2 separate regions of the Homo sapiens genome follow, and region 2 is linked to region 1. Evidence: chromatin contacts called from ENCODE Hi-C or POLR2A ChIA-PET data. All regions are on one chromosome and are shown on one strand. The core of a region is the stretch at or near the end of the contact, and the rest is flanking DNA. Distances in the headings are between cores, read along the strand shown.

Evidence for each region. Hi-C counts contacts between places; a loop is a spot of excess contacts on that map. ChIA-PET counts read pairs that join two places held with the same protein, here RNA polymerase II (POLR2A). Pooled maps may share reads with other maps.
Region 2: a loop to region 1 is called in a map of IMR-90, with 8 times the contacts of the local background. The contact joins two enhancer-like sites. A Hi-C loop is called at or near these places in 2 of 168 maps with a recorded cell type or tissue (IMR-90 and Right ventricle myocardium inferior) and 4 of 50 pooled maps. POLR2A ChIA-PET finds 5 or more read pairs at or near these places in 1 of 52 experiments (H1).

Annotation. Positions count from the first base shown.
Region 1 is chr17:57,661,697-57,664,396 of GRCh38, forward strand. All of the region lies in intron 11 of MSI2 (musashi RNA binding protein 2), which reads left to right. Among named protein-coding and RNA genes, the nearest start is that of MSI2-AS1, 55 kb to the left of the region's middle. RefSeq lists a silencer at 1,266-1,558. Within about 2 kb of position 1,320, at least 25 of the 41 ENCODE cell types and tissues checked have a DNase peak (open chromatin) inside an H3K27ac peak, as active enhancers do.
Region 2 is chr17:57,517,505-57,520,204 of GRCh38, forward strand. The region is part of intron 6 of MSI2 (musashi RNA binding protein 2); the gene reads left to right. Among named protein-coding and RNA genes, the nearest start is that of MSI2-AS1, 90 kb to the right of the region's middle. Within about 2 kb of position 1,311, at least 7 of the 41 ENCODE cell types and tissues checked have a DNase peak (open chromatin) inside an H3K27ac peak, as active enhancers do.

The sequences.
Region 1 (2,700 bases), core at 70-2,569:
TCTGCCAACAAGTTGTTATTTATTCCCTGCTTGGGGCTATTGTTTCCCATTCCTTTGCCCTTGAGGTGGCCACTGTCCCCTTTCTTTCTGCCACTCCATTTCCCTCTGTCCTTGTCTTTGCCCTCTCTGTCAAAATTTGGCTCAAAGTGCCAGAAAGCCATACCTGATTCACCCTACCTGGGGCACCCCCTCCTTTGCCCATGTCCTCAGTCCTCTTCCTCATGGGTGAGCTCTCCTGAATGAAAGGTGAGATTATGGGTCCTTGGAAGATATTTTGCATGTGTCTGCGGGTGGCACCTGCTTTCCCCAACAATACAAACCATCAGGCCTCCCGGCGGCAAAGTCAGCCTAGTCCTCATTCTTCATATGGATAAGTAATTACTATGCAATTAGAAAACACAGAAAATGAAGGGGCCCTTTGTTCCTGGTTGCTTATTAATATTAATTTTTTTAAAAAGGTCTCCCTTCCCAGCTTGGGATCCTACAGAACAGGAAGCAGACAAATAATGCCTTTGAACAGCTGTGATGGGCTGTTGAAATTAGATCTGTCAGGGGATGAGAACACCACGATGGCAGCCACTCCGTGGTATAGGCTAAGAGGGTTCCAGGGGAAGGTATCTTGTAAGTGGTCAATAGAATGCTAGAGACACATCCTAGTCAATTTGAATACAATAATGATAATAGATGTTAATAATAATAGCTCACATGTATTATGAGTGAGCCAAGTACCATGTCAAGCCCACCTGCCTTATCCCATTAAATTCTCATAACCCTATGAAGTGAGCACTGTCATTCTCATTCCCATTTTAAAGATTTAAAAACTGTAGTTTGGAAAGGATAGTAGCTTATCTGAAGTGGCAGAGACAGGATTTGAGCCTAAGCCTGTCGTCATTCTGTCCTCTAAGCCACTGTCAGCGGACGCTCCATCGTACCAGCCCTGGGATGGCTGAGCCAGGCTCTGCAACCTTAAAACAGACACTCAAGAAAAAACCACAGCTGCTCTTAACTAAATTCTCCATTATCCTTGGGGGAGGAGATAACCCCAAATCATTTACGAGTGGCCTCAGGAGGCGGTATAAGTATTTTTTGCACCTGCTCCTGCTGTTGCAGACACTGCCTGGCTTTGGCTGACAGGTTTCTGGTCCCTGAATGCACTCAGACCAATGTCAGACAAAGGAGGCCGGGAGGAGGCGTGGTCGTGTAAGAGGAAGCCAGCCTGAAGAGAATTATTGGAAGGGAACCTTTAGCTGAAACAAGGCTGAGGGAAGTTAGCCAATGCCCAGAAGAAACTAGGCGATGGAGCACGGGCGGGCTTCTCTGGGAAGACAGACGTCCTCTGTAGGGATGAGTCAACATTTTTTCCTGTGGGCTGCGAGGACCGCTTCTGGAAGGTCGCTGGGAAGCCCCGCCCGGCCTTAGGGCTGGGAGGGGATTGGCTGCCCAGTTGCTGGGGCTTTGCTCTGAGCCAGTGGCGGGGTGGAGGGGCGGGGCCAAGGCGGGAGCAGCGGGCTTCTTGGCCAATCATCCTGCAGGGAGGCTGGGCACCCGGTACCATGGCAACCGCGAGCAGGGCCTCATTTGTTTTGTAGATGAGTAATTACTACACAATTAGAGAAAGCTAAAAATAAAGGGGCCCTTTGTTCCTGGTTACTTATTAATATTAATAAAATGGTCTGCCCAGGTCTGTGGTAAACATTTGATGCCTGCGTGCCTGTGGCAGAGGCTTGTGTAGCCGGGAAAGGCACCCCAGCCCCGCTCGCCCCTCTTTCGGGAAGTTATTTCTGACTATATCCTGGAGAGGGTGGGCTTCTGACCTTGGGGAGAAGAGGAGAGGCTCAGTGTGACAGACATAGGATCCAGGATGTCCTGGAGTCCGGGTCCGTCACTGACTCAGGTGGAAAGGTGGCGGCAGCGTCACCATCCTTCAGAGAAAAGACAGACACACAGCAGCAAAGCAGACACTATGGACCGGTGTCAGAGGAAACCCCTAGTCCAGTTTTGCTGTGTCCTTCTGTGTTTTCTGGCTTTTGATTGATCAGCTCCAGGTGTGTAAAATAGTCGTTAAGTCTTCAATGGAGGTAGCCCCCAAGACTCCAGTGACTCCCCTCCCATCTGGCTTAAAGGGCACATTCCGTTCAGGCTTGGAAATGATCTGCTGGAGGTTTACACTGTGTTCAGGGTTGTCCCCGTGGCTCCCCATGCCCTGGCCTTCGAAGTTAAAGCAGCTGAGAGGCTTGCTTTCTATTCCTTCTCCCTCCTAGGGGGAGAGGTTGCCTTGTTGATTACTCCAGTGAGGATGATTAACAGCTTAAAAAAAAAAATAGAGGCAGCATAAGAGCATAGAAGGCAGAGTAGGGAATCAGAAGACTTGGTTCCAGGCCTGCTTCCACCTCTACTAAACGAGGAATTCAGACTAAAGGGTCCTTGGGAGCCATTTCAGCTCTACAGCTCTGTTTTGCTGCTGTTTCCAAAGCTGGAAATCCCTTTTCCTTGGAGATAGGAACAGGGACAGTGACAGTGCCTTAAGATCTGAGAGAACAGGCCGGGCACGGTGACTCACGCCTGTAATCCCAGCACTTTGGGAGGCCGAGGCGGCTGATCACTTGAGGCCAGGAGTTTGAGACCAGCCTGGCCAACATGGTGAAACCCCATCTCTACTAAAAATACAAAAATCAGCCAGGTGTGGCGGTGTGTGCCTGT
Region 2 (2,700 bases), core at 61-2,560, 140 kb before region 1:
CCAAGCTTTTGAAGCTCCACGAAGGGTTCAAAGGAGTCTTGGAGAAGGGATTCCTGTACTGGGCGGGAAGTGGAAAGGTGACCTTTGGGTCACTTCTAACTCCTGAGTCTGTGATTCTGAGGCAAATGGAACTTCCTCTCTCCCTCGGTTACCAACATGCACTCCAAGATCTGGCTGAGTTCATTGGAATCAAAGGCTGGTACCTTCAAAGGGCTGGTGGAGAGAAAAGGGCCTGGGGCTTGGGAAACCTGCAGCTACTCCGTGACCTCTGGCTTATCCCCTTGCCCCTCCTCTGTTGTGGCCAAGAAAAGTGGTGGGGCTCTGGGACCCAACAGACCAGAGTCCACCTCCCATCAGAGTGGCAGAAAGAGATGGTGGGGGATGGGGAGGCACCGTAGTACAGGGGTGTCAGAGAGCCCAAAGGTCATTCTAAACACACATTTTTTCATCTGTGCTCTGCAACCAACTCTGCGTGTTTGTCAGACAAAAGAGCTTTAATAAATATTAGTTTAATGAATAAATGTGTCACCTTGGCAGAGCTCTCCCTCTCCCTCAGTCTTCTTTTTTCATCAGCCAGTCTTAAAGAGAGCAGGGTGGAAGATGTCTGAAGCCCTGTCCTGAAAGCTGATGCCCTCAGAAGTTCCCTGCACTGGGGCCCCTGGCCTTTCTGAAATGTAGGCAAGCCCTTCATCCCATTATCAAGCCATGTTATTTACCCTCCCTGTTTTCCAGACAGAAAGAAGGTGCAGATGGCCCATGGGATTAAAATTGGGATTGGAACCAAGATTTTCCAAGCCTACAAAACTCCTTTCTCCTCTCCCCCTCCCCTCCCCAGGCGTATGGCTGCAGCTACGCTTGTCACCATCCGAGACTGCATTGGCCACAGGAGATGTGGATGATTTTTCCATTTGTCCTGATGTTTATTTCATGCCCATCAATATCAGCCCGTATTAGGACAGATGAGGTGGCTATTTACAGGCTGTGCATTTTCACACTTGGTAATTATAAACCCTTCCCTGGTTCGGTCAGAGTCGTGGAGATCCATTTTGGCAATTAGCAGTTTAGTATTTGTTTAATGGGAATGTGAGAGAGTGTTCCGGCACATCAGTGCTCCCCTAAATGATTTGCCTCTCTCCTCTGGAGCTGGCAGGCTTGGGCCTTTTTCATGGTAGGTGAGGCCTGATGGGGAGAGGCTGGAGAGGGGGAGAAGGGAGCATTCAGCAGTTCAGCAGCCTGCCTGCCACTCCCCTCCCCCAGCACATGCACGCACGCACTCACAATCAGTGCTGAACACGGGCCTGGATTTCCAGAGCACAGCAGCCGCCACTTGAAGGAGCCTCACACGAGAGGCCGTTAGGCCAGATGCCATTTCCATGTGACAGCTGTCAAGCCTGCCGGATCCAACTGCTGCTCCTCAAACAGCTCTCTCTCTCAGTGTCTCTCTCCCCTTCCCTCATCGCCTCCTCTCTACACCCCATCTCAGATATCCCCAGTGACAGCCTGCTGCCCCACTCTCCAGGGTGGTGCTTGGGCCCACGGCTTTGCAAGCTCAGCCAGAATGGAGCTCCCACCCAGTCCTACCTCTCACCGGGAGACTCTGCCTTCCCTGGCTTAGTCTTGAGATAGGGCCTCCTGGGACTGCTCCCCCAAGGGCACACTGGTTCTGTTAGTGGCCTTCCCTTGGCATAGTCCATTCACAATAAGAAAACCCACAGCATTGGGTGTGGCTCCCGGCTTAACTGCATGGACCATGTATGGGTGTGTGCATGCAGGCGAGGGGATTGCCAGGATGGGGCAGTGAATTGAGCCAGTGTCTGTTATGATGAGCATTTTCTGTGTGGTAGGCGCTCACTGGCTACCACATGAGCCTTCCTAACAACTCCAGGAAGCAAGACACACTGAGTATCCTTAGAGTCACTGCACGGGGCGGGGAGACTCGCATGGCTGAGCCTGGACTGCGTTCCAGAGCCCTCTGGCAGTTCCAGCTCTGCTAGAGGCTTGCTCCATGACTATGGAGGAGCCCGGTGATCTCGAGCTTTTGGAATTCACTTATCTAAAAGGAAGAGACCCAATATCCTCCTCTTTCCTTTACCTTTCCAATCATTCCTCCTCTCCCGAGCCTACCGGGGCAATATACCTCCATTTCCTTGAGGTTACCTAATCACCTCTATTCACTTTTTGGTAGAGTTTTAAAGCAGTGTTTGTTGGTTCATCCAGCAGACAGGGGCACTGCACAAAGCTCTTAGGGATTCAAAAAACAGAACACAAGTAAGGGAGAACAGAAGACTTAGGGACTCATCTGATTTTAACTACTGGCTCCACCATTTACTTACCTGTGTGATCCTAGGCAAGTCACTTACTGTCGGTGAACCACAATTTCCTCACCTGTAAAATGGGTGTATGATGCCACGTGTGTGGGCACGTGCCTGTAATCCCAAGCTACTCAGGAGGCTGAGTCGGGAGGATCGCTGGAGCCCAGGAGTTTGATACCAGCCTGGGCAGACAAATCGAGACCCCATCCCTACAAAAAATAAAAAATAAAAATTTTTAAATTTTAAAAAGAGAAAAAAAATGGGTGCCTGAAATGGGTATGATAGTATCTACCTCCAAGCTATTGCAGTAATTAAATGAGCTTTGCAAATTGCCTATTACGCTCCAGTAAATGGTAGTTATTATAACAATCATTATTTCAGGAGGATA